7 separate regions of the Mus musculus genome follow, and all the other regions are linked to region 3. The links are chromatin loops, found by intact Hi-C in ENCODE. Cell type or tissue: left cerebral cortex. All regions are shown on one strand. Region 1 overlaps Nkd1 (naked cuticle 1). Region 2 holds the start of Nkd1 (naked cuticle 1). Region 3 holds the start of Brd7 (bromodomain containing 7). Region 4 holds the start of Cyld (CYLD lysine 63 deubiquitinase). Region 5 overlaps Nkd1 (naked cuticle 1). Region 6 has its middle 59 kb from the start of Cyld. Region 7 has its middle 28 kb from the start of Gm34846.

Region 1 (4,000 bases), 210 kb before region 3:
CTGCCCAGCAACCCCACCCCCTCTGAGAGCCCATCCAAGTTCCGTAGCATCTGGGGCTAAGATATCCCCCAAAGGCCAGCAAAAGATACAGTATGACTCTTCATAGTAAGACTCCTCTGCCTGCCACACAATGTACATCCCCTGGAAGGACCAAAGGAGCACATGCAGGGGACCCGATGTCACTACAGTGACTGAGTAAGGAAGCACGAGGCACCCAACAGGCCAGAGAGCATACAGAACAGATGCCCTGGTCACTCACTGGAAGGGGAAGGAGTGACTTTAGTCAAAACCCCAGCCTTATCAGAGTCCTTCCAATTCCCAAGGATGAGATAGTGGTCCTTGGGCTCCATGGGGGCTGATTCCAAAGACACCCAAATCCTAGGACTCTGGAAGCCCTTAGGTAAAACAGCACGGTATCTGTACGGAGCCTAGACCCCTCCCTTGGAGTCTTCCAGCCATCTCTAGATGACTCGTAGTTCCGACAAGTGCAGCTGTGGAAGCAGCTGTCACACTGCTCTGTTTAGAGAATAACAGCCAAGAAAAGAGTCTGTCCTTGCTCAATACAAAGGTTGTTTTTCCATGTGTATCTTCTATGGGATGAATGGGTGGGTGTGGGACCCACAGAAAGAGGGCCAGCTGAACATGCACGTGTCACCCAGGGAATGAAATCCCGACTTAGCAAGACCTCGGATGATCCCCTACTTCCCAGAAGAGGGGTCTGGAGCTCAGACAGACGGAAAGGGTTGAACTGGTTGGAGAAGCTGGCAGACGAGGCTGGGATCTTCTGGGCCAGGAGGAGTCCATGGTCTCCTAGATCCAGGAAATCTGGGGTACCCAGCCCCCAACAGCCCCAGTGGCTGGTTGCTTTTCTGTGGCATATCCAACAGAGATGGGATAACCAAGGCAGCTCACCATCTGGCCCTCGTCTCTAACTTCTCAGTCCCCCAGGCTTCTCTACCCTCAGAATCCACTCATGAGCACCATAGGCCATAGGTGCTAGGAACTGCCCACTCAGGCTAATAACGAGGGACATTCAGGCCAGGAGACAAAAACAGTCACCATCCAAGGGCTAAGGAGATGGAGACAGACAAGGCTCCCCAAAGCACTGGCAGAAAGTCAGTGACAGAAAGTCAGAGAACCCCCTCCCCCAGGGAAGAGGAACCCAAGTTCATTCTACCCCAGAAGAGTATCAGAACCAAGATCTCAGGCAGCTGCTTCCAGAGCCAGGCGACATCTCTCTGCAAGCGTATAAGGCCCAGCCCTCAGCTCCTCCAGCTCTACCAGCCGAGGGTCACAGGTAATGGATCCTGGGTCTCCTGGGAGCTGACGAAGACACCTGCCTCCCTGGCTGCATCTTGCCTCCCTTCCGGCCCCTAAAGTGCACCATTTCTGCCCAGATGGAGGTCAGAGAGAGAGGCCAGTGAAGGGAAGGTTGTGAACCACCATCTCTTGAGAGCAGGCTCTGGGACGACCCGGCTGGTTTTGTTCTGGAATTGTACCTGACATTCATTATGTGTGTGTCCCACCTTTGACTATTTCAACCCAGTGTTAACAAGAAACACTTCTGTGTTTGTTCCAAGTAGGTTTGCCATTCCGTGTTAAGCTGCATACATAGCTCCCTGGGAATGCGGACAATCTGTGGGCTATGGGTTGGCACATCTGTTAGGTGCTAGACAAATGTGGTAAGTGTGTTTTGGGTGGACTCTGGCTCTGAGAACACTGTCCCTGCCCATCCTCACACACTGCCACCTAGGATGGTGACAAATCCCAACTCATTAACCTGTTTACTGCAACAACTCAGGCTAAACTTGTCTCTGGCTGTAAAAATCCTGACACTTACAGACCAGGACCAAGCCAGAGCCTACTATAACTGGAATGTGAGACCTCTGCCACGCTCAGAGGCTTATGCCACCCTTGCCCATAGCCCCTCTGGTTTCCCCAGCTGGTTCAACTGTGCTGCTCAGAGGAGAGAGGCACCTCTCAGGCACTGGCAGGGCTGGCTTTCTGCCTAGGCTCACAAGAAACAGCCTCCGTGGCTCCAAAGACACGGAGTGGTGATTAAAATTCCTCCCCTCGCTCCTATTTTTATCTGCCTAGAATGTAGTCGGAGTGCTCCATGTGGCGCCCCCAGCTGGCCCCCCACAGCTAAGCATGCAGCCTGAACACCTAGTCTCCTGCTAGGGAGATGGACATCAGATATCAGGGAGGACCCCACGGGACACAAATGACCCTCAGGGATGGTGGCCTTGCCAACTTCTGGCATCAGCCAGCCACAGATTAACAAAGTACACTGCCCAGGCTATCAGTCGGCAAGCTGTGGACATTTGCATGCCACCATCACCACAACTTCCTTCAAGACAGTCCCAAGCTAAACTACTTGATACTCCTCCTCCTCCCCGCCCCTTACTAGAGTAGTGAGAGATAGAACCCAGGGTTTCTACATACTAGGCATTCTAACCACTGAGATTCCCAGTCTTCTTTTTAAATGGTCACTTTTTATTTTGAGATAGAGTTTCGATTGCCGGGCTAGCCTTAAACTGACATTCCTCCTGTCTTGGCTGTTGAGTAACTGGGATTACAGATGTGCAGCTGGCTAATACTCAAACTTCTCTAAGTATGTTAAATATTCTCATTCTCTCCTCTCTTCCTCCCCCCTCCCAACCCTCCAACCTTGCAAGAAGATCAGCGACTGCAGGGCTGTGAGTCCTCGTTACATTCAAGGCTTTTGAGGCATATCGTACATTAAACAGATATAGTCATTACAATGCCAGATGTCCACTACTTACCACCCCAAGTCCTACCCCACAGAAGAGTGATGCCCAGGCTTTGAGAATGGAAAGATGTGACAAGCCCCATTGGTGCCCCTATGGCAAGGCTGGTTCTAACAGGAGGAGAGGGAGAAGAGACACACAGAGCAAGACACGGAGGGATGCCCAGGCTCTTTTCATAGACAACAGCTATTACATTTATAATTCGATGTCTATGGACGGAGAAAAGAAGGCTGAGGCGGGGAACAAGCTCTAACTCAAAGGTGGTAAACTTGTATGCTTTCTTATGGTGAATGTCAAGAGTTTGAGGCAGATGTCCTGGGCCAGGAGAGGCTTATGCAGAATAGTCAGGGCGTAGACCTAGCCCAAGCTCAGCGCCCAGGAGCTTACTGGCATGGGAGTACAAGGTCATACAGACTAAGGACCAAGGATGATACAACGAACATTGACTGAGTGTGACAGCTACCTCGTCCCATGCTGAGCCTGGTACCTCCACTGAACCTTCCTCAGCATGGGGTCTGATGCCTGCTGCTGTCCCAGCATGACACTCTAGAGTCACCATTGTGTGCTATGAGACTCCATGCAAGCAATGTCCCCTGACTGCTCACCGGTGTCCCCAGCTGCTGTTACAGGGAAACGACTTATACACAAAGCAGTGAGCTCACATCTGGAACAGTGGCTGTGACCTTCTGCTCCCTGGCTCCCAAGGGGCCTTCGCTGTCACCCACTACACTCTCCTCTCTGAGGTCTTCAGGGATCAGGCAGCTGTGCTGTCCCAAAAGGTATATGGTCAGGCTGCTGTCCTTCCTAACTCCTAGGTTTCCCTGCCCTTTGGCTGCCTGTCACATTGCTCACCTGCCCAGCTACTGGCCTACTGCTACATGGCTGAGAGTGGATGACGGAAGCGGTCAAGAGTACCTGAACACCTCTGACCACCTGGCAGCTGTAGCGGCTGCTCTAGTGTCCTCCAGTCTGCTGCCAGGATACAGCCCATGTGCCTTGCGGGGTAAGTTGGCTGTAAGCCAGGCCACTTGTGGCAGGTGGCACTGTCATCTGTTAACCTGATCACAATGACTCTGCTGCCCCCAAGCTACCTTGTGGAGGGGAAGGAGGTGTGCTCTGACCTAAGACAGTAAGCAGTGAGGCCAGGAGCTGGGAGAGGGGAGATCAGAAGCCAGGGTTCCCCACTCAGCCTCAGAAGTGAGGCCCTAGAAGTGAAATGTACACATTAA
Region 2 (4,000 bases), 160 kb before region 3:
CCACTTGCTCCCACAGAACACCTCTAGCCTCAAGAACCCCCTGGGTGAAGAAAGAGGGTGCACCCAGACCACACTACAGAGAAGCCCCCTCCCTCTCAGGGCCACACTAAGGGGGCAGCCAGGTCTCAGTGCCTCCAAACTCTACACTCAGATGGCAGATGGCACTGATGAATGCCACAGACACAGTTGGAGGTAGCCACAGATCCTGGGCCAGCAGAGCCCTGCCCTCTACCCAGACACTCCTGTCTGCCTTTAGTCTTAACCCCTCCCTGTGGAAAAGCTGGCCACAAAAGCAAAGTAGAGGAGCCCCCCCAGCCCCCGACACACACACAGAAACACAGCATAGTTTCCCCACCCCACTGGACCTGTATCATCGCCTCCCTGGCACTTCCTCCCCAAGCAACCCTCTGTGCCCAGCTGGGCAGGAGACTGGTGCCCACTTGATCGACAAGGGTCCTCCAAAGCATAGGGCACAAGTAGGGCTAGTGGGGCACACAGTGGCTGAGAAGGGATTTTTGGACTTAGAACAATGTGCAAGCGGGATGCTAAAAGTTGGAGTAGGGGGAGATCCTCAGACTCTCCCCAAGGCTAAAAGGGGTGAAAGGATGGAACGGAGTGGGGGGCCATACCCGAGTGCCTCGACCAACAGTGCCTGCCAATCTCAGCTGACGGGGTCCTGAGACGCTGCCTGGACAGCGCTGCCTCCCGATCCACTCCTCGATGCCTTTCCTTGCCCAAGCAGCGCTTACAGCAAAGCTGTCACCTGAGGCGGGAAGAACACGAAGACATTGAGTCTGGGCCCCCCCGGCTGGCAAAAAGTTACCAGAGAGTGAAGGGAAGGAGACAAGGCGGCACAGCCCGGAGAGTAAAGACTTGGCAAGAGGGTCAAGCACCAGACGGAGCAGAATCCAAAAGAGCGAAATAGCCAAGGAAGGGGGCTCGGCGAGATCCTAAGTGCTAGGAGGATTCAGAGGGTGAAAGGGAGGAGGCAATATACCCTGACTGAAGGAGTTCGGGGATCAGAGAGGAAGGAGCGCGGGAGGCAGGGATTGCGAAGGAGAGAGATGAGGGTCAGCAGAGAGGGTGCAGTGAGACCAGAGACCAAGTTCTCCGGAGTAGGGGCTGGCGACTAGAGGAAGGCGCAAGATCTTGGGGAGCTGAAGGGAAGACGCCGCCGCCAAAGTGGAGGGGGTTAGGGTCAGCAGTGGGAGCACCGGGCTGTGGGGAACGGGTAGGAGGGACAGAGGGGCCCCAAAGAGCGCTCCCGGGGCGGGGCTGGGGGCTGAGGCAACCCTGGTAATGAGATCCAGCGGCAGGGCGGTCCGCGCCGCCTCCCTCGCGCCCCCCGGGCTGGTGGCCCGCACGCCTACCTTCCGGGCTCTCCCTGCGCTTGCACACGGCGGCTGCGGGCACATCGCGCGCGGCGGCGGCGGCGGGAGCCGGAAAGAAAGGAGAGGGAGAGTTAGCACCGGCGAGAGGACGCGGGGCCGCGGCCGGCGCGCAGGCGAGGACACTGACCCGGCTTCGAGTGAAGTTTCCCCATGCTGGGGCGCGGCGGCGGAGCGTCCTAAGCCATGCGTCCGGCCGCCGACCCCGCGCCAGCCTCGCTCGCCTCCTCCTCACAGTCCGCGCGCCGAGCGCAGCCTTAGGCGGCGCCGGGACGCGCTCCTGCCGCCGTCGCCGCGGCCGGACTGACGCCCGGGCGCGCCGAGCCCCCTGCCCGCCGCCGCGGCCCCGCGCCTCCCTGAGCGCCCATTGGCCGGCAGCGGCCCATCAAAGGCGAGGCGGACGCGGCGGGGCGGGTAGAGGCGGGGCCTGCGGGTAGGGGCTGGCCGATGGGCGGGACCACAGAGGGCGTGGCCTGTGGGCGGGGAGGGGTGGAGCCTCGATGGGGAGGGGCTTTGGGTGTGCTGGGCCCCAAGCCCCCCGTGCGAACCTCGGGGCCTGAGTCGGGACCGGGCGGAGGCTTTGGCCGCTGGGTGGTGGAACAGCGCTGCCCTCGCTGGTGACACTGAGACTTCCCTCTTCTCTGCATTTCCTCGAAGCTGCCAGAGTGGGACTGGATGGCTCGAGTTCACAGGTGGGGAAACTGAGGTTATAACTGGCGACCTCAGATGCCCTAGCATACGTGTCTACTGCTCTCCCATGGTGCTGTCCCTTCCCAGACTTACAGTGCTCAATCCCTGTTTTCAGCTGCCTGCCCTTTTCTTTGACTACTCTGGGTTTTGGGTTTGTTTGATTTTGTTTTTTGGGTTTTTCTTTTTTTTTTTTTTTTCCCATTTGGGAGTCCAGTAGAAATCAACTGGACACCTTGCTGGCTAGAGGGAGTTCAGGCCCACTCCTGTTAACAACAAGTGTACAGGAACCCCGAGCTGTCCCCTTGTCACTCGCAACTCTTCTTCGCCCATGGGCTCCTGAGTGCCCAACTGGGATCGGGGCGAGCTGCCAAGCTATGAGGCCAGGAGCGGTGAACCGCCGGATCTTTGATCTTTCTTAGTTTCCGTTTCCCCCTTCCCCCCTGCAGTTCTGCAGACCCCAAGGGCCTGTTTGTTTTGTCTGGGGAGGTCTCTGCAAAGGGGAAGGCGACTTAAAGGCTTCCACTATATACCTTTGTGGTCCTTAGAAGGACGTTCTCTGCTGTCCCCGCGCTAAGCTTATCCTGGTATCTGAGCCTGGGCATGGGAAAGAACCAGTTCTGCTCTTAGAGCTAGACTCACTGCTTCAGCCTCAGTTTTATGATCTGTACAATGGAGACTTAGTTCTCCTCATTTTTTTAAAACCTGCTCCCCTGTGCTGCGATACTCAATATAAACAGGTGACCTACAGTGGTTGGTCGTTTTTAGACTTACAAGTAAGCACTTTGTGGGAAGGGATCTGGGAGTCAATCCCAGAGCACTGCTTTGACAAGCCGGTGCTAGGCAAGCAAACACTGTGATTGAGCTATGTCCTGAGCCCTAGGCGCTACAATTTTTAAAAAGTTAAACAGGTGTGTCATCCAGATGGCTCAGCTGCTAAAGTTGCTTGCCACCAAGCCTGAGGATCTGAGTTCCATCCCCAGAGACCACATGGTGAAAGGAATGGCCAACCTGCTACAAAATTATCCCCTACACACACACCTCCACCAAAAAAAAAAAAAAAAAAAGTAAGTTTCACATTAAAAGTAAAGGGCAAAGTTGGTTTGACTCAAGATAGCAAAAATCACATCAATACTTAGTAAGATGTCACGTTCTTTGTTTTCCACTGTCTTTAAGGTCTGGTGTGCATATTACACTTGAAACACATCTCAAACAGAAGAGCCACACTGCAAGAGACCTTGGCATGTGGCTGGTGGCTGCTGTGCTGTGAAGTACGACTCTGAGCACCTCCTTGTCTCAGAGGACAAGGGAACCCGGAGCTGTGTGACCCTCTGAAATTCTTCATCCCTCTTCTTGCTTATATACCCTGTCTGGAGGAAATAAAAGCTAATCTAAGCACACCCCTAAATCTCATGTGGCATGCCTTTATCCAAGTATGGCTGGGACCTCACAAAACAGCAAAATAATACTGTTTCTTTGTTTGTTTTGAGTCAAGGACCTTCTACCAGGTTAGCCTGGAACTCACCACGTAGGCCAGGCTGATCTTGGAATCGAAGCGATGTTAGTGCTTTAGCCTCCCTGCAGACTGGGATTGTAGGTGTGAGCCACCACACTTGGACTGTTGTCAGCTGTGTATGCCACATCTTTAGTGCCTGTTGGATTTCTGTGCCCTCAATGAAGGCTTTTGTACTTGTAGAAAGGACAGATCCTGCTAGGTAGCCTCAGAGAAGTAGGGTTACCTGCCCAAGGAGTTACCCATCATGCAGCTGATTCATGATCTAGTTGAGAACCAAGTTGCTTTGCTGACGTGCATTTCACTACCCCAGGTTTCCAGCACATTCCAAGCATAACATCTGGAAAGAAAGAATAAGTGCCAGCTGTGTGGTAGGCATTGTTCTAGCACTTCAGTGAACAAGTGGAACAGT
Region 3 (4,000 bases):
CCTAGCATACCACACACAAAGATAAACAACAAACCTTCCAGGAAAAAGCCATCCAAGAGTCCAACTTGTTGTTGGTTTTTGTTGTTGTTGTTGTTTTAATTTATGTGTGTGCGTGTGGCTGCATGGATCTATGTGCACTAAATGAACACAGGTGCCTAAAGAGCCAGGAGACACCCTGAAATTGGAATTACAGGTGCTGTGAGCTGGTGGATGGGGGTAAGTACTGGGAACCGAACCCAGGTCTTCTGGAAGAGCAGCAAGTGTTCTTAACTCCTGCATCTTCTCTCCACTCTCAAGTCCACTTCTGAGTACAGTAGAAAGGATCGGTTAGATTCTTTCTTGAGGAAAAAATGAGATTTTTATAAAATGTATAGGCCACTAGAAGGCTAAAAGTGCAGTAAAGACACTTTGCACTGTGTGTACTAACTAATGAAAAGGATTGTGACTCCAGTTCAAGCCTGGATTTGAATACTGATTCTACATCTGACCCCTATCTTATTTCTTTGGGCATCCATTTCCTCCTCTATAAAATGGGAATATGAATATTACCTGCTCTTGCTATTTTGTAAAGTTGTCTCACACACACACACACAGAGAGAGAGAGAGAGAGCGTGCACTTTATTTCCCTAGACATCTCTGCACATGCAACAGTGAGCTCTATTTTTAGATAGCATGTTACTATGTAGCCCTGGCTAGTCTGGGATTCAGTCCTCCTGCCTCAACCTGAGGGCCGGGATAGGCCAGCACAGCCATGCATGCATGCACCATCACACCCAGCACAAGCAGATCTTAACGTGGCCCATCTGGGTAAGTGCCAGTAGACAAAATTGTCAGTGAGCCACTGCCCAGAAGGGCTGGGCATCCAGAGATAAGAGAACAGGAACGGCACTGATGGGGGTGAGAAGCAGACAAAACAGCAGGCAGCCTGTGCCTCCCTGGGGAGCCAATAGCTGCAACCCCACCACCTTTTCGGAGGCAAGTTCTAGCTAATTTCTAGACCCTTAGCTTCCTTTTCTTTCCAGTTACTTTAGCATATAAATTGTTTTTTAAACCACAAAGAAAAGCATAAAAGTAAAAGAATCCACCCCTATACCGTCCTGGTCACCTGAAATAAAGTAAGCAGTACTGTTTCCAGCCTTTGAATCCAGACCACACCTTCACTTCCGGTCTCACTTTTGAACAACACTGCTGCACACTTGGTGCGTTTCATTTAGTTAACATCTTGGAGGCTTTATTCTATCATGAACAAGCCTTTGTTTTTGTTTTGTTTTGGTTTTTTTCTGTATGCATTTATTTATTTGTGCAAGAATATATATAAATGTAAACATTAGAGGACAACTTTCAGGAGTCGATTCTCTCCTTCATGTGGAACCTGGAGAGCGAACGGAGATCGTTAGGCTTGGCAGGACCCATATTCTTGGGTCTGCCCGATCCTGTACAGATGGAGTTCAATAATATTGCTAAAGACAAGAAACAAAAGCCAAGGAAAGTTAAAAGGATTCAGGAAAGCAGGGAAGAGCGTCGGGGATGGAAAAAGAAAGTCAAGACAGGCCCCGCCTCTGAGCCCGCCCCCCAGCCGCAGCCCCGCCCTCCACCACAGGCTGCAGCGCCGCCTCCGGCCGCCAGGGGCCGCCACGCGCCGCAGACCGCATCCCGTCCGCTCGGCGGCCTCTCTTTCCCGCTGGTTTGCCGGCCTCTCGCCCTCTCGCCACTGGTGTCGCGCTTCGGTCGCGTCCCGCGCGTGGTTTTTTTTTTTTCTCGTGAGGGACCTCGCGCCGCCGGGCGCGTGCCGTCCCCCTGCCTCGCGGCGCGGGCTCTCGCGGGCCCCGCTCCCGCCCTCCGCTCGCCTGGCCCGGACCGGAAGCGGCGCCGCACGGCCTGGGCCTGGCGCGGGGGGCGGGCTCTGGGGCCCGGTCGGACATGGGCAAGAAGCACAAGAAGCACAAGTCGGACCGCCACTTCTACGAGGGTGAGGAGCGGCTGGCCTGCCTGCGGAGCCGCGCCGTCCCCTGCCCGCAAGGCCCCGACCCGCGGAGATCGCCCCCGGCGGGGCGGCGTTCGACTCGGGCCTGCCGGTCCCGGCGGGGGTTCGTGGGGCGCTGGGAGGTGGGGCGCCCGCCCTCGGCCGGCCCCGGCTCAGCCCCGCGTCCTGCTCTTGTTTCAGAGTACGTGGAGAAGCCCCTGAAGCTGGTCCTCAAAGTCGGGGGGAGCGAGGTCACCGAGCTCTCCACGGGCAGCTCCGGGCACGACTCCAGCCTCTTCGAAGACAGAAGCGACCATGACAAACACAAGGACAGAAAACGGAAAAAGAGGAAGAAAGGCGAGAAGCAGGCTCCGGGGGAAGAGAAGGGGAGAAAACGGAGAAGAGTCAAGGTAAAGGGGGCTTTGTTGCTTATGGCCCCGGGCTCCAGTTCCCAGCCTCCTTAGCCTGTTCCAGTGCGACACCCAGACGTCTGGGAAGTCTGGCTTTGTGGAGGAGTGAGACAGACCAGAAGCCTGGGTCACCTGGGCGCTCAGCAAGTCTTGTCCCAAGTGTCCTCTCGAGCACCCGTGCTGTCCCCACACATCCTGTAAGCAGCCGAGTCCTGGTCTTCCGTGACTCCTTCAAAGGCTGTTTTTTTTATAATTGTCTTGGAAGGGTGAGAAGTCACTCACCGGAAAGCCTGGGAGGTTTGTCAAACGTAGCTGTTCTTCAGAAGTGAAGGCGATCTACAGGTGTCCCAAGTGTTCTCCTGAAATAAGTTATTTTAATGACAAATGGAGCTGGCGCGGCGTGATGGCACGTGCCTGTGATCTCAGCGCGCAGGAGACTGCGGCCAACCTGTGCTGCTTAATACAAAATAAGCAACCGTTTTCATTAACTAGAAAAGAGTAAGTAGCTAATGTCTTGATTTGCCAGGTAGGTTGAATAGTGCGGGTTAACTTTCTTCTCAAAGGTGAGTCCACCCATATCTGGAATTGCCCTAGAATTCTGCCCTTCCAAAATGTTAGCTGCCTGCCCTCAAGTGCTTACTAAAATGCGTTAGTACTTTTTGAAAGTCATCCTTTCTGAGGCTTAGTTTTAGAGTTTTTCTTTGCTTTATACAGTCATTGATGAGTGGCCAAGCCTTAGAGATTGTCTCTTTAAAATGTCTTAAATTATTGGGGGGGGGGGGAGGAATGTTTTAAATTTATTCTTTTTTGCCCAGAATTTTATGACCTTTAGCTTGACTATGGCAATAGTCACAGTCTTGGGTCAGGCTGGCTTATATTTTCATTTCCTAAATTACAAAAGCACACAGGCATGAGTCTTTGTTTTAACTGAGAGTTTTGAAAGTGAACATGTAAATTGTTTTACCTATGAGTTCGACAAGGCTTGTCTTGATTATATTCGTGGGTATTTGGGCATCAGGTATGCAGCTGGCCTAGAACTCAGTGTATGTCCGTCATTCTGGTTTTCCTTTTGCTGGGATTATGCATGTGGGCCACCATCGCTGGCTGAGAAGCCTAAGAAAAACTTTGAACAGGTAGATTTTGGTATGCTTTTCATATTTAAAAATCCTTGCCCTTGGGTAGACTTCTCATACAGATACAGAGTTTGAGTCAGAACAGAAATTTAAATTGAAAGATATTTTCTCTCAGAATTTTAAAATTTAGGACATGGGGTTAAGTGCATGTAGGTACTTGTGGAGCCCAGAAGGGGGTGTCAAATTCCTTAGAGCTGGAGTTACAGGCAGCTGTAAGCTGTCCAATGTAGGCACCAATTCAGCAGACTTTATGTCTTTTCTGGCTGCTGGTCAGCGCCCTGATTTAGCCTGTGACCAGCATTTGCTTTCTTGGAACTTTGGGATTGCCTCTCTCCTGCATCGTCACTTTACAGTAGATGCTGTGCTTTCAACTCAGGTGTTTAGTGACTGGAGTACCTCTCTGATCACTTTCTTCCCTCTAATGTTTTTATTCTCTGTCTTAGTTTTTTGTGTTGTTTAGGAGAGAACTCAACTTTATCTTCTGAGCTCAAGAA
Region 4 (4,000 bases), 330 kb before region 3:
ACAGTATAAACACCAGGAGCAAAACACTAAGTATAGATTGATGGGCAGGATAATTACTGCTCTTTCTTCATGTATTAAAGACTTCCTTAAATCACTTAACCACAGTTTAGGTATCTTCTGTTTAATATGTCATTTTTACATAACAAGTTCCTGGTCTTATCAGCTCATCTCAAAAGTTTCCAGTCCAAACAAGGCTTTTTTTTTTTTTTTTAAAGAATACCTTAAAATTTTGCAGCAGAACATTAGAGAATGTTCTGGGTACTGTCAACATTCAAATTACATGAACTTCACTAAGAATTTCCAGCAAATCACTTTCCTTCAATACTGTTCTAGTGCAAATCCACCCACTACCCAGCGGGGAGCAGCAGGCTAAATTCTTGGGGCCATTCAACCTACTTGAGGTATGAGGGGGTGTGCAAGAGACTGATGTTTGAATGCACGCCCTCTTGATGCCTGCATTCTTCTCTGGAGCCAATGATTACAAAAATGAGCAATCTTATTAGGAATCCCTGATTAGCCCCAACACAGACACACACAGACACACACACACACACACACACACACACCACAGCAAGGTATGAATGAATGCTCCTCTAAGGAGACAACTTTCCAGGGAAAATCAAAAAGAGGAAGGTGGCGGGGATAGTGGGGGTTGGGAGATTGCAAGGCTTGGTGGCTAGAGGATGACAAACCCCTAAAACATGCAAATGCCAAGGGGTGGAATAGAAAAAGATGCCAAGGACATGAATAACCTGGCAGCTGACCCAGATGAACTCAGTTCCAGACCATGATCATTCGCGACTTGGCGGTCTCCTCCAAGGCTGACCATAATAATAAAAGGAAAAACAAGGTACCTGTCTCAACAGGATGCACCTTCCAACTACACAACTGTGCAAAACCATCCTCTCTCCTCCCCCCTCCCTCCAGACCAGAGAAACTGAAAGAAAAAGCAGAACACGCCATTAGCGAGGCCAGACTGCTCTTCCGGGAGCGGAGCCACCAACACCCCACAAAACAGCACAGACGTGAGGTACCATAACCCGAGATTCTCCCTGCCTCCTGCAGCCGTTGGGAGCCAGGCAGGGTCCCGGCCTCAGTTTCCCCATCTGTCCACGACGGCGGGCCAGAGAGAAAGACGGAGTCCTGCACTGCTCCTACCCAAGCCCTGTGGTGCAGGAGTCCCGCGAGTCGGGAGCCCTCGGGCAGGCTGGAGGTGACAACCGCGGTTGACGTCAGAAGCTCGTCGGCCCGGGGCAGCTAACGGGCGGGCGCTGAGGCCCGACGGTCGCCTCCGCGCTTCAGGGCGCCTGAGGCAGAGCAGGAACACTGGGGACCTAGCGTCAGCCGCGCGGCCGCGCACACTCACCCGCCTCGGCCGCCGCTCAGCGCCGCAGCCCCGGGCTTCAGAACCAGCGTCCCGGGCCGGCCGGGCGCCCCACACCCACCACCCCAGTATTTACCTCAGGCGCGCGGGCCCCCGCGCAGCCGAACCTGCTACCTGGGCCCGCCCCCACCTGCCCCGCCTCCGAACTGCCCGCGGGGAGGGAGGAGCGGAGGCGGAGAGGGTAGATGCCGCGCTAGCCAATCGTATTCAGAGATCCGACCCTGCGTGCGCTCTGATTGGGTTTTCTTGTAACAGACCTTCCTCCAATGGCTGCTGGCAGGGTGCTGGCTGAAGGGACTTTCCGCTCGGTCAAGCTCGGTGGAGGCAAAGGGAAAGCGAAGGGGCGGGGCAGAGGAGAAAGGGTGGGGGCGAGGAGCGATGGCTGATTGGGCGAAAGGCCGCCAGTGTCATGTCACCATTGGCTGAAACCACGCCTGGGCGGGGCGCTGTGCTCTTAGCTCCACCCTCCTTGCGCGGGTCTTGTCTCTTGGCTTAGCTGTCAAAACTAGGGTGGGAAGCGATCCAGAGAAGAACTGAGAATAATTTTCAGAATTCCATTGAAAGAACAAAGCTTAGAATTACACCTAGAGTCAATGTTTTCTTTCTCAGTTTGTCAACATGTAACACGGGGAACTCCCAACCATCCTAAGCCTCAATTTCCTCGTCTGTAGAACGGAGGTGTTAGTACCACCTGTTTTACCGGATTATTGTGAAATGCTATATAGTATCTCCTAACAGTAGACTCTGTACAAACTGAAGCTCTTTCTGTCCTCAGATGGCGTCTGGGACACCTGCTGTTTTTTTAAACTTCTGTGGCCATCCTCTCCAAGGGTGGAGAGAGTCTCCTAAGGATAAAGAAAGGCTTTCCACCCTCTACCTTACCCGGGACTGCATCCCTGGCCACCAGCCAGAATTAAGGGTATAATGAAGGATCTTTCAATTAGACGGAAGGATTCTGACTCCCAAAAGTGTTCAAAATATTTAAAGAAACTCTTTTTATAATCAGCCCCAGAGCCTGGCAGCACATGACTTGCTTCACTGGATAGTTCTCTTAATTAATTCCTTCTCCTTTGACATTTTAACTACTAATTATGGGAGAAGGTGATTAATACTGAGAAGGAGGGGTGTGTGTGTGTGTGTGTGTGTGTGTGTGTGTGTGTGTGTGTGTGTGTGTGTTTAATCATGACACAAATTTCCCCAGTGAAGACTACCATGTTTCTGAAAATCCAAACAATGAAAACCACTAACACAGAAGCAGACAGACACATGGGTGATTGCTAACAGTATTAACTCACAACTCCTCTCCCTGCTGAAATCAACCATGATGAAATTGGTATCTTCTGAAAACTGAAGCCTCAACTCTTTCCTGTCTTTCACTGGTATACATATATCCTGTTCCCAATTTCCCAAGCTCTAGCCACATGATATAAATCAATAGTGACACACAGTGGCCTTAGACAACAACATTCCCCTATAGATCTGGATTCTCCCATGACACTGGCATGATTCAGAGATCCAATCTGGCTGTGTGGGAGAACATTTTGCTTGGCCCCATCCAACAAGGAAGAGGACAGAGTTGAGGAAGTAGACTTGGGAATCTTTTAGTGGGTCAAGCAGACTTATTTTCTCCAGATTGTCAGAGTCCTTCCCCCACTCTGTTTTCTCTCCTCAGATCCTTTCTCTCATGCTCATTGTCCTTAGGCTCCTGGAGATGTGATTTGCCGCTCCTGGCTGAAGCATCTTTATGTCCTTTCTGATAGTGACATCTTGTATAGTTGAATGCTCTGCTTCAGTAGGGTTTGCCACTGCACTATCAGTAACCATGTACCTCACTTATCCCCACCCCCACCCCCGCTGACACATGCTCACTGAATCAGGATAAGGGCCTGACTTCATCCAAGATCACCAGCTCATCCAAACCTTACTTGCAGGCTCTTCTTAGTCGCCATTCCAGGTCAGTCGGTACTGGCTGCCTAGAACTGAGCTGCCTAGAACGATGCTGAAGCTGTGCGTTCAGGCTCAAGAGATAAAATAGCCGCCATGGTCTGACACACAAAAATGATGTTATTGTCATACTAGATACTATTTGCAGTTCTTCATCTTTCCGGTGTCTTGTTTTATGGAAGGGAGATTAAGGTCCAGAGAGGGAAAATAGTTTCCCTCAGTTACACAGCTGTTTCTTCGCCTGAGTTTAAGTGGTATCTCTGACTAAAGTGCTTCCTAGGCCTCCACAATCTTCCCTTCAAGTAAGGCCCAGCCCAAGTGCAAACTCTACCAGCCATCTTTTCAGATGACTCCAGACCCCATTGATAACCTCTTGCTTCCCTGCCCTCAGCCTGTCCCACCCAACCTGGGCTTGGCTCCATGCAGATCAGGTTAAGTAGCTGAGCAGCTACCAGGAAACACATCTAAGTAGAGAACAGGAATGCCTGATCTGCCTTCCTGGGGAAGGGGAGAAGAGTACTGCCCCCACCCCCCACCCCCCACCCCCCGTGTTCCGTGTTCCGTGTTGACAGCTCAGTTACAGTTAGGAGAAGAACAGTCTAAGAACTCTGAGAAGGGAGAGGTGCACTCCGAAGCAGCCTGAGAAGGGCTCCTGCAAAGTAAGAGAGCAAT
Region 5 (4,000 bases), 220 kb before region 3:
CTCCTTCCTTTGTCCTCACCCGAGGTGGACATCACCCCCTCTTTCTTTCCTCATGTTTACTCTCTAGAGAACTGAGTGGCTTAGACTGTCCTCTCTTCCCTTGCTGGTCCATCATGATGTCCTAGCTCATCAAGCCTCCAGGATATCCCCGGTAACCAAATTAGTGAATATTCAGAGCACCCCAGCCTGGACAGGGCAGAAATAAACAGTAAGCCTGGAAGACATGCTGCCAGGGTAAGACTCCTTGACACCCTGTGCCTTATCAAAGAAGACCTTTCACCCCTACTGTCCCCTGATCAAGTGCAGGAAGAGGTGGCAGAGAACCCACAGAAAGCCATGAATGCATAGGGTCAGAGCCAAGGGCTAGGATTCTGGCAGCCGGCATGGGATCTGCAGATGACTTCTCCAAAGCAAACCAAGGCAACCTGTATTGTAGCCCAGCAGCTGAGCAGAGCATCTCCACCTGGCTACGGCCCCTGGCATCAGGGCTAGGCAGCAAATGCTGCTCACTGCAGGCCACCCAAGTCATCTACCCAGGGATCAGAAGGATGCCATGCTGCCAAGGAGGGCTCTGGTGGCCAAGTCTTCACTCGGCTGCTTGTCCCTGCTTCACCAGCTGCCAGTCTGAGACATCTTTCAAAGGCACCCCGAGCAGACTCCAGCTGCCAGGGAGAGCCACAGCACGGCGCATGGCCAGGGAGACGGGAGAACGGGAAGCACAGAAAAGGGAGCAGAGGAAGGAACGCAGTAAGATGTTCCAGTGCCTAAGAAGCATGTCTGGGCGATAAAGAACAGGATGCCAGGAGGCCTTGTGAGCTGCTGGGCCTGCAGCCCAGCTTTCCAAGTGAAGTTTAATGAGACATGTCACACGTACTAGTCCCTGGCTGCTTCTGCTGCACACAGGAGAGCTGTATCAAGTCACCACAGCTAGGAACCGTCTGGCCCTTCGCGTATTGCTTAGGTGAAGGCAGCCCTCCGATCCTTCGCAAGCGAATGCTTGCTCGATAGGGCACAGCCTGGAAGTTACCTGTGACTGGCTGTTCAGCTAACTGGAAACCCTGTGCGGGACCCAACCTGCTCAACCATTCAGAGTGGCCACAGAAGGGAGAAAATGTCATTTCTACGTCCTTAAAATTGCTTCTTAGCCCAGAAGACGGTGAGGGGCTGTGTTATGGGGCTCCTGCTCTCTGTCCATCTCACACCGAGGCCATGGCCAGCGAGCAGAGCTGGCTGGCTGACTTAGCAGAAGAGTCTCTCTAAGCATCAGCTCCAGCCTGGCTGCTCTCCACCCCCCAGCCACTGCCAGATTAAATGCATTACTTGACCATCTTCACCCGGCTCCCTTTGAAGTTCCTTTCTCAAGCTTCAAAATACCTTTTGGAGGGAGATCAGACAGCATTAAACAGAATTACTAATTAATTAAGCAAAGTTAAATTTTAAACACTGTTTGTTGTGTTAGCCAAAAGCCCGAACAGAACAGACTTCTTTCCTCCGCTGAGATCAAAGACAGCCTCGTTCCCTCTCCCCTCCCCCAGTTTAAAAAAAGGAGAGGAGGAGGAGGAGGAGGAAGAGGAGGAGGAGGAAGAGAAAGGGAAGAGACTTGGGAACCAGGGAAAGGGGGCAGCTGTGATTAGAACCTGGATTCCCAAAGCATCCCAGGGCCAATAGGAGGCACCTCTGGGATCACATGCTGTGAGAGGTCCCCATCACTTTCTGGGGACTGTTTACCCTGGCAAACAGCAGTGACCTAGAGAGCAGCCTGGCACAGCCCACCCAGCCTGAGCACTGACAGCTGGCGCCATCTAAACAGCAGGGGGAGAAGAGGACTTGGAAGCCAAGTGGGCCCTCCTTATGCAGCAGCTCCATCCGAAGCTGCAAGGGTGCATGCTCACCTAGGGCTCTTGCCCCGTGGCTAGGGTCACTTGGGGTCATCTGAAGTTGCTGGGAGAGAGGCTTTGAGAAGCACACTGTTCAGTTCCAGAAGTGTCATGCGTGTGGCACCAGAGATACGTGCAGCGTATTATTTCTGACATTTCTCACACGCATGAGAGGCAGGTGTGGAAGGAGGAGTACTGAGCTGTGTCTCGTAATTGGTACAAATGCATCCATGCTGGCAGGACCCGGTCTACCTCCATTCAATCTGGCAGCCTATCCTGCTCAGTCCCAGATGGGGCCCTCTGATGACCTACCGCACAGCAGGCTCCATATCTGCACAGACAGAACTCTAACTTTCTGGAGGCTGGTCCCGCTAGCTGCGTGGGGCTGGCGCATCTATTCATCTCTACAGAGGAGGGTTCTCATAAGCATGAACCCAGCTGTGCCACGTCCTACACACAGGTATTGGTAAGCTAAGACAGACAGATGCTATTAGTCCTGGCTTAAGCAACTTGGGGACCTAGTGTAGAAGGAGATGGTTGAAATTCAGAGCAAAAATTCAAACTCAGGGGACAGTAGCCAATGCTAGCTTATTTTAACACAACCCACAAGAGCCTAGTTAACAGCAAGCTTGGATAAAAGCAAGAAGCTGTAAACCCGGCTATGACCAAGGCAGTAAAGATGCAGGTAAAGTGCAGAAATGACCGTCAAGAGTGTGACACACACCTTTTCTACCTGGAGAGCCAGCAAGTCTCCAAGCAGACACGATAGAAGACTGGGTACAAGCTGGGGTTTCCATGCTGAAGTCTGGATACACGCCCTAACATGCTCCTGATCCCCTGCAACTGTCCACACAAAGATATCTGTGACAAATATTCTGGTCTGAGGGTGGCTTGCCAGGCTGTTTCTGGGCCTCCAAGCCTCCAGCGAGCAGCTGTCAGGGGAAATGCAGATGGATTTTAATATTAGCCTATGCCAAAAATAATTAGGAGGGTAAATCTGCGGCCACGAGGAGAAAGATCGTGTGTGCATTCCAGGCCAAATGGTTTCTTGCATGATTGGCACAGGCCTCAGGAGGAAAAAGGCTCCAGAGATGCACAGATGTGCCAGCCTGGCACTGCCAGTCAAGTTGGCAGGTACACGTGTTGTCTCATTAAGTCCTTGCTAACACAGAGTACAAGTGTCACCATTTGCATTTCACAACATTGGGAATGAAGCTTTAGAAGCTACATGGAAAGCTGGATGTGGTGGCACACTCATGTCATGCCAGGCAGGACTGTGAATCTGAGCCCTCCACCCCAACCTCACCAGGCTATGGAATCAAGACTCTGTCTTAGAAAAAAGAAAAAAGAAAAAAGAAAAAAGAAAAAAGAAAAAAGAAAAAAGAAAAAAGAAAAAAGAAAAAAGAAGAGGAGAGGAGAGGAGAGGAGAGGAGAGGAGAGGAGAGGAGAGGAGAGGAGAGGAGAGGAGAGGAGAGGAGAGGAGAGGAGAGGAGAGGAGAGGAGAGGAGAGGAGAGGAGAGGAGAGGAGAGGAGAGGAGAGGAGAGGAGAGGAGAGGAGAGGAGAGGAGAGGAGAGGAGAGGAGAGGAGAGGAGAGGAGAGGAGAGGAGAGGAGAGGAGAGGAGAAGAGAAGAGAAGAGAAGAGAAGAGAAGAGAAGAGAAGAGAAGAGAAGAGAAGAGAAGAGAAGAGAAGAGAAGAGAAGAGAAGAGAAGAGAAGAGAAGAGAAGAGAAAAAGGATGTATTTTTCACAGCCTCTATCTACCCACACCATTACACTATAGTCAGGTCTCACAAGCCTAGAGTTTTCCTGGTTATAAAAGTGAGAGCAGAATTTCTGCAAAGAATCCCATGACCCAGAAGCCATGCCTTGCTTGAGACAGCCCCACACATTCCGCATTCAAAGGGGAGAGAGCTTAGGGGTGGAGTTTTGTATCATTGCTCAAATTTAGATGAGAGGGAAGTTGGGCCAAGTAATCCTCCCTGACAGGAAAGAAGCCAGGAGTGTCACTAATGTACCCTTTCATGGGTAGACATTCCTGATGCTCCCCAAAACTCATCTCAGACTTTCAGGGACAGGGGACAGAAAGAGATGGAGAGGGTGAGAGGGTGTGTGTGTGTGTGTGT
Region 6 (4,000 bases), 390 kb before region 3:
TCCTGGCCCTTGTGCGCATGTGCAGCTTAAGAGCCTTGATCTGGGATGCCTCGTTTTGTCTGTTCATTTTGTTTTGCTGTTGTTTGTTTTTCCGCACAGGGTCTCTCTGCATAGCACTGTCTGTGCTGAAACTCTCTCCGTATTCCTGGCTGACCTTGAACTCGGAGAACGACCTGCCTCTGCCTCCTGAGTGCTGAAATCGAAAGCAGGTTCTGCCACCACCCAGCTTAGGATGCCTGGTTTTAAAGCCCAAGGTCAGCACCTGGCCAGCCGATCCCTGTCATTCAGGCAACACTCAGCACGAATTCCAGGAAGAGGTCCACCTCCACTGAGGAACCTTAGAGTCTGAACCTCCTCTGCAACGCTCATCCCAGGGCAAGAAGAGCTCACCGATTGATCCCGATCCAGCCCTGCCTCTAACTCCCTGAGGTCCTGGGTGGGCTTATTCCCAGGTGATGGTGTGTCTGTTTAATAGAGCCCTACCAGCAGGAGAGAGATCGAGCGGTAGAATGTGACAGCCCAGTGACAACTGCAGACTCCACCTCCCTCCATGTGCAAGGCTACAAACTTCCTTAAAATATCAGGAAGTTTGTGGAGGCAGAAGCCATGGATACAGGACTTGTCTCTTGCCTTCAGGAGCAAAGGGACCCAAGGCTCATGTTGAAAGATGTCCCTAGGGAACCATGTGGCCTGATTGCAGGACAGGGTTATGCAGAAGCCCCACATAGGAGACATACTGTGGTCAGTGGCATGACATTGACAGAGAAGAAAGGAAAACACCTTCGAGGTCCTTTTATGAAACTACTGGTGACCCCAGAGCCAGTCAGCACACCTAGGGGCCTCCCTTACCCATGGGCTTTCTACAGGTGGGACCTGACAACACAAGCAAGCACTTTCCTCCAATTTTAGGGTCAAGGCCATGTGCTCTCTCTCTCTCTCTCTCTCTCTCTCTCTCTCTCTCTCTCTCTCTCTCTCTTTCTCTCTCTCTCTCTCACACACACACACACACACACACACACACACACACACACGATCCAGAGGAATGATCCAGAGGAATACTCCAGGGTCTATTTCTCCACAGTATATCAAGGTTCTGCACATCCAAGTTTCTCCAGTTGGCCCCCAGTATAAACAAAGTTGCCAGGATCTTCCAGGTTACCCTTGGGCAGGTGTGCAACCACTAATTCCCTCAACATGGTTCCTACTGGCACATGTGCTAACTACGAAGTTTGCAGAACATGGAGGCTTTTGGGTCGTGTCTCCATTTGTGAGTGGTTATCCAGCATCAGGAGCTAAAGAAGCCAAACAAGAAAAGCCAGCAGCCCAAGAAGAACCAGATCCCCAGCCACCAGAGTAGCACCGGGAGTTCACTGATGGAGACCTCAGATGCCAGAGCTGAGCAGGACAGTGCAGAATGAGGCCCTGTTCCCGTGTGGAGTACGTGCTGGTGCTCAGAGAGAAGCCATGAAGAAGGAGGTGAGATCCCTTATAGTATCTTTGCTGCAAAGCACTGTCGTTTGTTTATGGCGAGCCCTAATCAGGACCTGAAAATGAAGCTACATGCTTCCTTCCTCACCCAGAAGCAGAGCAGGGGTCAGAGAAGGCTGCTGGAAGCTGGGCAGCCTATGGTGGCACTACAAGGGACAGCAGCAGTAGTCACCTGCAGGAACTCCTCTGGCACACCCTGCCTGACCCAGGGGTCCTGTCTCACTCACCTGATGCATGTCTCTAAATGAGCATAGGGAGGCATGGAGCCCCTGCTAGGGCTGCCTGGAAGTTCCCACGGGCACAAAAAGCAGAGTATTAGCATCTTTTCCAGATATAAACTCCAGGTTTCCCAAAAGATAAAAAGTGTTCTCTGACATAGCAGGAATTAGCATACAGCACACCTGTATACAGCATACAGCTAAGAAAAGAGAGATGGTGTGAAACGCCATCCCAGGGCCCTGCTCTGCAAAGCTGGTTCTGTCCGTTCTGCATAGGACCTCCCCACCTGCCTTTCCCCATCACTCGGGGGCAGGTGGTCCAGAGACTCCGATGAAGTGAGCTGCAGGGGACATTTGTGCAACTGGTGACTTTAGGTTTGAGCCTAGACACACACATCAGTGGTTGTGATATCAGAACCTGTTCTTTTCCATCTTTCTTCGCATAAAACAAGATTCATACTCCACCACCAGCCTTACCGTGTCCTCCCAGGAGATGGCACTATCTCGTTCTAAATGTGGCTTTAAGGTGCCTGAAAACTCACGCTGGAGTCAGAACGAGGGCAGAGCCAATCATGAAGGAGGACAGTAGCAGCAGTCATGGCCATCACGCACCATCTGTCTTTAAGTTACACGAGGGACGCTCAAGCCCTCCCGTATGCCATTTGTAATGGGCCACGTATCCCTGAAGGTCAGGTTTGCTTTCAACACCACCTGCTGCCTTCCACACATAAGTCTGACTGGGACTGACTACTTGGGAGCTATCAGATACTGTGTCATAACCTAAAGTGCCCACAAGGTGGCGCTCCTGCACTCAGAAGGAGACGACCTAGGAAATACCAAATCTTACAAAACAGTGAGGACTTGTACGTTCTGACCAAGTGGGGGCAGAAGGGGTGGGCTAATTCGTCTTGCAATCCTATCTCTCAATTTCATGATTACATTGCTTCTGCTGCTGCTGGTGGCTACCATTTAGTAAGGGGTTTCTGAGCACCAGGCAGCGTGATAGGCACTTTACAAGCGTGGCTTCATTCAGAGTTTATTTCTGGAGAAGCTCTGCGATGTCTCCAAGAGCGTGTGTCATGAGGCTGGGACCTCTTGTACTTTCTCAAAAGGACTGACAGCTATCCAGTTCTGGCTGTATCCATAATAGTGAATAAAACAGCTTATCTGCCTAAGAGGCTAACAATTCCTTTCCCCATTCAGCAAATGTTCGAGCACCTACTTTGTGTCAGGCGCCAGTGGAAATGCTGAGAAAATGGGAGTAAAGAATCAGAGACGGCCCTGCTCCTAATTCTGAGAACACAGCAAACCAGATCAGAGGAGTGCAGGGGAGAAGGGGAGCCTAGGGGGCATCGGAGGGGTCTGTGGTAAGCAAGAATAGCAACAGGGCTCCTGAGAAGCAATAAAGATTCAGGAGTGGACAGCAGTGAGCTAGGTCTGGAAGTTAAACTGAAGCGGGAGAGGTGGTTCAAACCTGTAATCCCAGCACTCAGAACACTGAGACAGGAGGACTACAGCAAATTCAAGGTCACCCTGGGCTATAAAACAATACCCTGCCTTTAAAACAACAACAAAAATACAGGGGAGAGGGAGGGAAACCTGGAGGATATGTTTACATTGACAACAAAAACAGCCTCTAGAAACTTGGCCCTTCCTAGTTGCATATCTATTTTATGATATCTATAACAGCAGTGGGCAGACTTTTCCTGAAAGTAGCCAGAGAGTAAATATTTCAGGCTGTGCAAGGCCTTCAGGTTTCTGTCACTGCTCTACAACTCTGCTGTTGCAGGACACGTGGGTATGACTGTGTTCCACTAAAATGTCACTTGGGCAAACAGTATCAAGCTAGACTTGGTCCCCACACAGTGTGCAGAACCCTGGTCTGGATTCTAGCATTCAGTGTGGACATGCTCTGCCCTTTTGGGAAGAATCTTTCTATGTCTCTTTCCAATTCTGGCTGCTGAGCTGGTACTTTGGTAACTTGCAAGCACATGGTGTGGATGTTTATGCTACAAGACAAGCACAGGGGACCAACAGGGTTGTTCCTCATGTCCCTGTACTCTACCCGCTCTATTCCCATCCTCCCAGCTCCCAGCCACTGCCTTGAAGACCTCTCCCAGTGCTTCTCTGAGGAGACTGCCTGCTCGGTAACAGTGCATTTGTCTACAATACAATGTTTCCTATTATAATCTCACTCCATGACAACCCACTGAGCAGGCTTGACCCTCTGGAGCCAGCAGACCCACAGAGCTGAGAGGCAAACTGTGGGTGCAGGGTCAAGGCCTAGCTACATT
Region 7 (4,000 bases), 90 kb before region 3:
TTTGCCCGCTGTGCCCCCCTACCCCCAGAAGCCCTGCCAGACATCCATTTCTCCATAAACCACTCTGAGCCGCATCCTGTTCCCCAGTTCTTTTCCCTCAGTCCCCCATCCTCAGTCAAGTCAGCGCCTCCCCTCTTACCTTTTCTCTCCAAGACTTAGCCCTCCCTCTGCCCTGGACATACGCCTACTCATCCTGCATCACCCCACTCAAAAGATTCCCCTTTAAATGGTAGTGACTTATTACTTTGCAAGGTCTCTGTGATCCCACAGACTGGTAGCTCCACTTGGAGCCTACTAGTTAGCTGCTGGTTACCTCTCGAAGCTTCTGTGAGCCTCCATTTTCTCATCTCAAAAATCTGTCCTGAAGTTCCAGGACAGCCAGGGCTACACAGTGAAACCCTTTGTAGAAAAAAAACAAAACCCAAACAAACAAACAAAACAAAACAAAACAAATCTATCCTGCTGGGTTGTGAGAAGAGTCTAAGAGTCTACCGTGAGCTGGACAGATGGCTCAGCAGTTTAGAACACTTGTTGCTCTTGTAGAGGACTTGGGTTTGAGCCTCGGCACCAACATGATGGCTCACAACCATCTGTAACTCCAATTCCAGGATATCTGACACTTTATTCTGACCTCTGCAGGCACCATGGTAAACAGACATACATGCTGGTAAAACATCCATATTCATAAACTAAATAAAGAAGCCCAAAACTGTTTTTAATGTTTTTAAAGAGTCATTTGTAAAACCCAGCCTAGACTAACAGCAAGCAGGGGTAGCAGACCCTCAGTTCCCTGTGGAGCCCTCTGCCCTTAGGAACCAAAGCTTCATCACCTAGCCTGGGTTGCCCTCCTGGCTTCCAACCTTCTGCTGGTTTCTACCCAACTCAGTAAGCTTCTATGGGCTTCCACTTGCTGAGGCAGGCCACAGATGTATTCCGCAGATGACAGGTGGCTAGAACCTGAAAAGGGCTAGTTACCCACATGTGTGGCAGACAGACAGCTAGACAAAGCACAGGACCCTGGGGCCACAGACTTTACAGGGCCTTATTCACTTCCTCTCTGTCCACTGCTTCCTGCCAGCTTACAGAGTTCCTGATGTAGTAGCCTGGTTCCTTGGTCAATGTGTGGGATGTCGGGAAGGAATCTGGGAGATGAGGTGCTAGGAAATGGGTTGTGGGTCGTAAGAGTTGTAGAGGGTGAGAAGATGCCTGATTTGGGTCCCTGGCTGAGCCCCTTACCAGCAAAAGTTCAGTGGTAGGGCAGGGAGGGACCATGGAAGGCAGAGGAAGAACAGAGCTTCCTGAATATTCTCCGCCACGCTGGACACTCATTCCTCCATCTGGAGAGCCAAATGCCACACCAGATAGAGCCAAGCCTCTTTAGCACAGGATGTTCATTTGAATGCGGTTGTCTTAGGTCTGAACCCCAGGCACACAGGCTAAAGTGAGAGAGCTCAAAGACACCATCGGCTTGTGCTCCCAGCAGAGACCGGCTAGAAAATGGGGAAGACCCTGGAAAGGGCAGGAACATTCCAGTGTGAGCCTAGACATGGAAGATGTGTGGCAGAACCTGATGATCCTTCAGGCTCTCTGGAGAGCCACTTGTCCCCATACTGGATGAAGGAGGGGAACTGGGCTGGAGTCAGAGAGGCCCTCAGACTGCAGTGTGGACAAGTGGGGCTACGTGAGATCCAGCCGTGGCTGGCCTGTGCTGACTCTTAGCAGCTCGGGAAGTGGAACTGGGTGTTCAGAACTGATGAGAGGATCTGAGAGAACCCATTGTGAACACACACACCTGCAATCCCAACACTAAGGAAGTCGAGGTGGGAGGGTCACCAACTCGAGGCCAGCCTGGAATGGGCATCAGGATCTTTCAAAAAGGGAAACACAAGAGGGAGAAGGAGTCTGGACTAGGAGTAGTATCGCCCACCCACTGCCAATCTAAAAATCTCTCCTTTGACCACCCACCATCCTAACACACACTTCTTGGAACAGCCTGGAAAGCGCCCCCTCCGGCAGTCCAGGGAATAGAATGTAAGGAGAACTCCATTTTGATCAAAACGGGGGGGAGGGGGGGCTTTTCTTCTCAAAACCGAGGCCCTACATTACTTCTCAAATGTGACTTCACCACTTTCCAGCTCTGTGTGTGTGTCTGGGAGGTGGCGCCCCTTTCTGAGCCTCAACTTCTGCAGCGGTAGAATGGGGCATGTAAAGGCTTTTGAACACGCATATTCATTTCACAGCGGTGAAGACTTTAAACTCCTCACTCAGTCGCTGGAGCCAGCACTGGGCCCCACCCCTGGCACCTAACTCTGTAAACAGTAGCTATTTTGATTTTGCCTCCGGCATTTTTCTGCCCAGACGCTAGCACTAGAGTGGACTTTGATTTTAGAGTCCTAGCAGTCACTCTCCCTTTGGTGTCCCTCCTAGGAGACCCCAGAGGGCCCCGATTTCCCCTTCTGGCTTCCAGGCTTCTGCTTCCACTGAGGACAGCCCCCTCCCCTCCCCTCCCCCAAGCCGGTCACTTCCCCAGGGAAAGAAAGGGTTGGATCACAGAGTGTCCCTTCTACCGGTTGTTCAAAGCTGCCGCCAGCCCCCGCACGGCTGGCTTGATTTGTTTCTTATCTTTAATTTTGTTTTAATCGGGTAGATCCCCTCCGGTTACTTTCCCCCAGAATCTTACGGCATCTTTGGAGCGGGCAACAAAAGCATTCTTTTTGGAGCCCGCAGGGGGCCAGGGCAGAACCACTTCAAAGAGAACGCAAAGCACGAGTCCGTCATTGTCCTCCCCTGCGTGCCTGCCCCCCAGCGTCCTGAGGCCGCCCTGAATAGGCAGGTACAAAGGCCACACGTTCAAAGTGGGCACCACACGCTCCATCAGAAGGCCAGCTTTGCCAGTCCCAAGTTTGCCTTCATCCTCACATACACAGGTCTCCCGCTAGGGAGGGAGCAGGCCTTGAAGTGGGGGCTCGCTTGCTCGCTCACTTGCTCGGCTCGCTCTCTCTCTCTCTCCCTCTTACCCTCCCTGCTTCCTCTTTTTCTCCCTCCCTGACCACAATTTACGATGCATTTTGAAGTGGCCCCTTTCGTTCAGCATCTCAGCTGAGCAAGCAGGTGCAGCCTACAGGGTGCAACCTGCTAGGAGCCTGGGTAGCTCTGGGTTCTGAGAAGCAGATGAGTACCTCAGCTCAGAGAGGCAAGTTCTTCTGGTAACTGTGTTCTGAGACTGGCCTAAGTAGGATGCTAACTAGAGCAGGCAACTCAGAGTTTTTCTAGATTTTTTTTTAAGATGGAGTGTTTTGCCTGCATGTGTATACAGGTGCCACCTGGGTGCCTGGTGCCCAAGGAGGTTGGAAGAGGAGGTTGGATCCTGAAACTGGGTGAGGATGTCAGAGGCAGATGGTTGTGAGCCCCCCCACCCCCGCCCCCCTTGTGGGTGCTGGCCCTGTGCAAGAGCAACCAGTACTTTTCCCTCCTCTCCAACCCCAAACCATCTCGGTTCTATAGAAAAGGAAACAGAGACCTGAGAATAGTCAGCTACTTGCCTTGGGCCCCACAGCAAGGCTGGGCAGGATTGAGTGTGTGCTTGATTCATGTCCGGCATTTCAGGGAAGCCCTAGAGGCATTAAGGTGCCAGTGGCTCACCCAATCACCAGGAGAAGATGTCCCAGAAAGAGAGAGCGCAGAAAACTGGGCATTCATAGGCTGTCTCTGAGCACAGTTTGCAGGGATAACAGTAGTGTAGCCGTAATGCTATCCTTAGTAACAATTAGATGCTACTGGCTCCCACTGGATCCAGTGTCTGAGTTGACTCAGTGTTCTTCATCTGAGGGAGGAGATGGAGGGAGGCTCAGGGAAGGTAAGTAGCTTGCCCAGAGCCACATAGGCAGTTACTGATACATTTAACAGGATATTACATGGCATTTGCCTTGAGTTCTGGTCCTTCTCACAGGCATACAGCAGCATCGTAGGGTCAGATCCTTCAGGGAGTGGAATGTGGGGG

The links. Peaks named below come from ENCODE experiments on the same cell type or tissue, not always from the same donor. Only the 100,000 strongest peaks of a DNase experiment are listed, where the experiment ranks them.
Region 1: it touches region 3 in a loop (2.6-fold over the local background); 2 of 42 quality-filtered maps call a loop at or near these places.
Region 2: a loop joins it to region 3, with 7 times the contacts of the local background. A loop is called at or near these places in 11 of 42 quality-filtered maps.
Region 4: it touches region 3 in a loop (6-fold over the local background); 15 of 42 quality-filtered maps call a loop at or near these places.
Region 5: it touches region 3 in a loop (2.2-fold over the local background); 2 of 42 quality-filtered maps call a loop at or near these places.
Region 6: a loop joins it to region 3, with 3 times the contacts of the local background. A loop is called at or near these places in 7 of 42 quality-filtered maps.
Region 7: a loop joins it to region 3, with 2.1 times the contacts of the local background. A loop is called at or near these places in 4 of 42 quality-filtered maps.

Annotation. Positions count from the first base shown.
Region 1 is chr8:88,566,081-88,570,080 of GRCm38, reverse strand. The region is part of intron 3 of Nkd1 (naked cuticle 1); the gene reads right to left. Among named protein-coding and RNA genes, the nearest start is that of Nkd1, 47 kb to the right of the region's middle. In left cerebral cortex, a CTCF peak has its summit at 2,134 (motif pointing left); DNase peaks (open chromatin) are centred at 536, 1,689 and 2,071; H3K27ac peaks cover 908 bases.
Region 2 is chr8:88,519,050-88,523,049 of GRCm38, reverse strand. It overlaps Nkd1 (naked cuticle 1), which reads right to left and starts at 1,706. Exons shown (of 10, transcript NM_027280.3): 1 at 1,519-1,706; 2 at 1,371-1,403; 3 at 630-763. The coding sequence starts at 1,543. Gm35076 (a long non-coding RNA gene) reads right to left here. Exons shown (of 5, transcript XR_879058.3): 5 at 3,505-3,928. Gm35162 (predicted gene, 35162) reads left to right here and starts at 1,929. Exons shown (of 2, transcript NR_168470.1): 1 at 1,929-2,080; 2 at 3,252-3,479. In left cerebral cortex, a CTCF peak has its summit at 1,984; DNase peaks (open chromatin) are centred at 1,419 and 1,844; H3K4me3 peaks cover 2,187 bases; H3K27ac peaks cover 718 bases.
Region 3 is chr8:88,359,875-88,363,874 of GRCm38, reverse strand. It overlaps Brd7 (bromodomain containing 7), which reads left to right and starts at 1,703. Exons shown (of 17, transcript NM_012047.3): 1 at 1,703-1,969; 2 at 2,165-2,373. The coding sequence starts at 1,921. In left cerebral cortex, CTCF peaks have their summits at 1,628 (motif pointing right) and 3,664 (motif pointing right); DNase peaks (open chromatin) are centred at 1,643, 1,883, 2,555 and 2,730; H3K4me3 peaks cover 2,259 bases; H3K27ac peaks cover 1,040 bases.
Region 4 is chr8:88,694,560-88,698,559 of GRCm38, reverse strand. Cyld (CYLD lysine 63 deubiquitinase) reads right to left here and starts at 1,532. Exons shown (of 17, transcript NM_173369.3): 1 at 1,461-1,532. In left cerebral cortex, a CTCF peak has its summit at 1,837; DNase peaks (open chromatin) are centred at 438, 1,266 and 1,691; H3K4me3 peaks cover 2,195 bases; H3K27ac peaks cover 1,506 bases.
Region 5 is chr8:88,576,758-88,580,757 of GRCm38, reverse strand. The region is part of intron 4 of Nkd1 (naked cuticle 1); the gene reads right to left. Among named protein-coding and RNA genes, the nearest start is that of Snx20, 57 kb to the left of the region's middle. In left cerebral cortex, a CTCF peak has its summit at 1,820; a DNase peak (open chromatin) is centred at 711.
Region 6 is chr8:88,753,836-88,757,835 of GRCm38, reverse strand. No RefSeq gene overlaps it. Among named protein-coding and RNA genes, the nearest start is that of Cyld, 59 kb to the right of the region's middle. In left cerebral cortex, CTCF peaks have their summits at 2,291 and 2,490 (motif pointing right); DNase peaks (open chromatin) are centred at 2,261, 2,491, 3,680 and 3,793.
Region 7 is chr8:88,450,025-88,454,024 of GRCm38, reverse strand. No RefSeq gene overlaps it. Among named protein-coding and RNA genes, the nearest start is that of Gm34846, 28 kb to the left of the region's middle. In left cerebral cortex, CTCF peaks have their summits at 1,997 and 2,730; DNase peaks (open chromatin) are centred at 2,839 and 3,775; H3K4me3 peaks cover 227 bases; H3K27ac peaks cover 100 bases.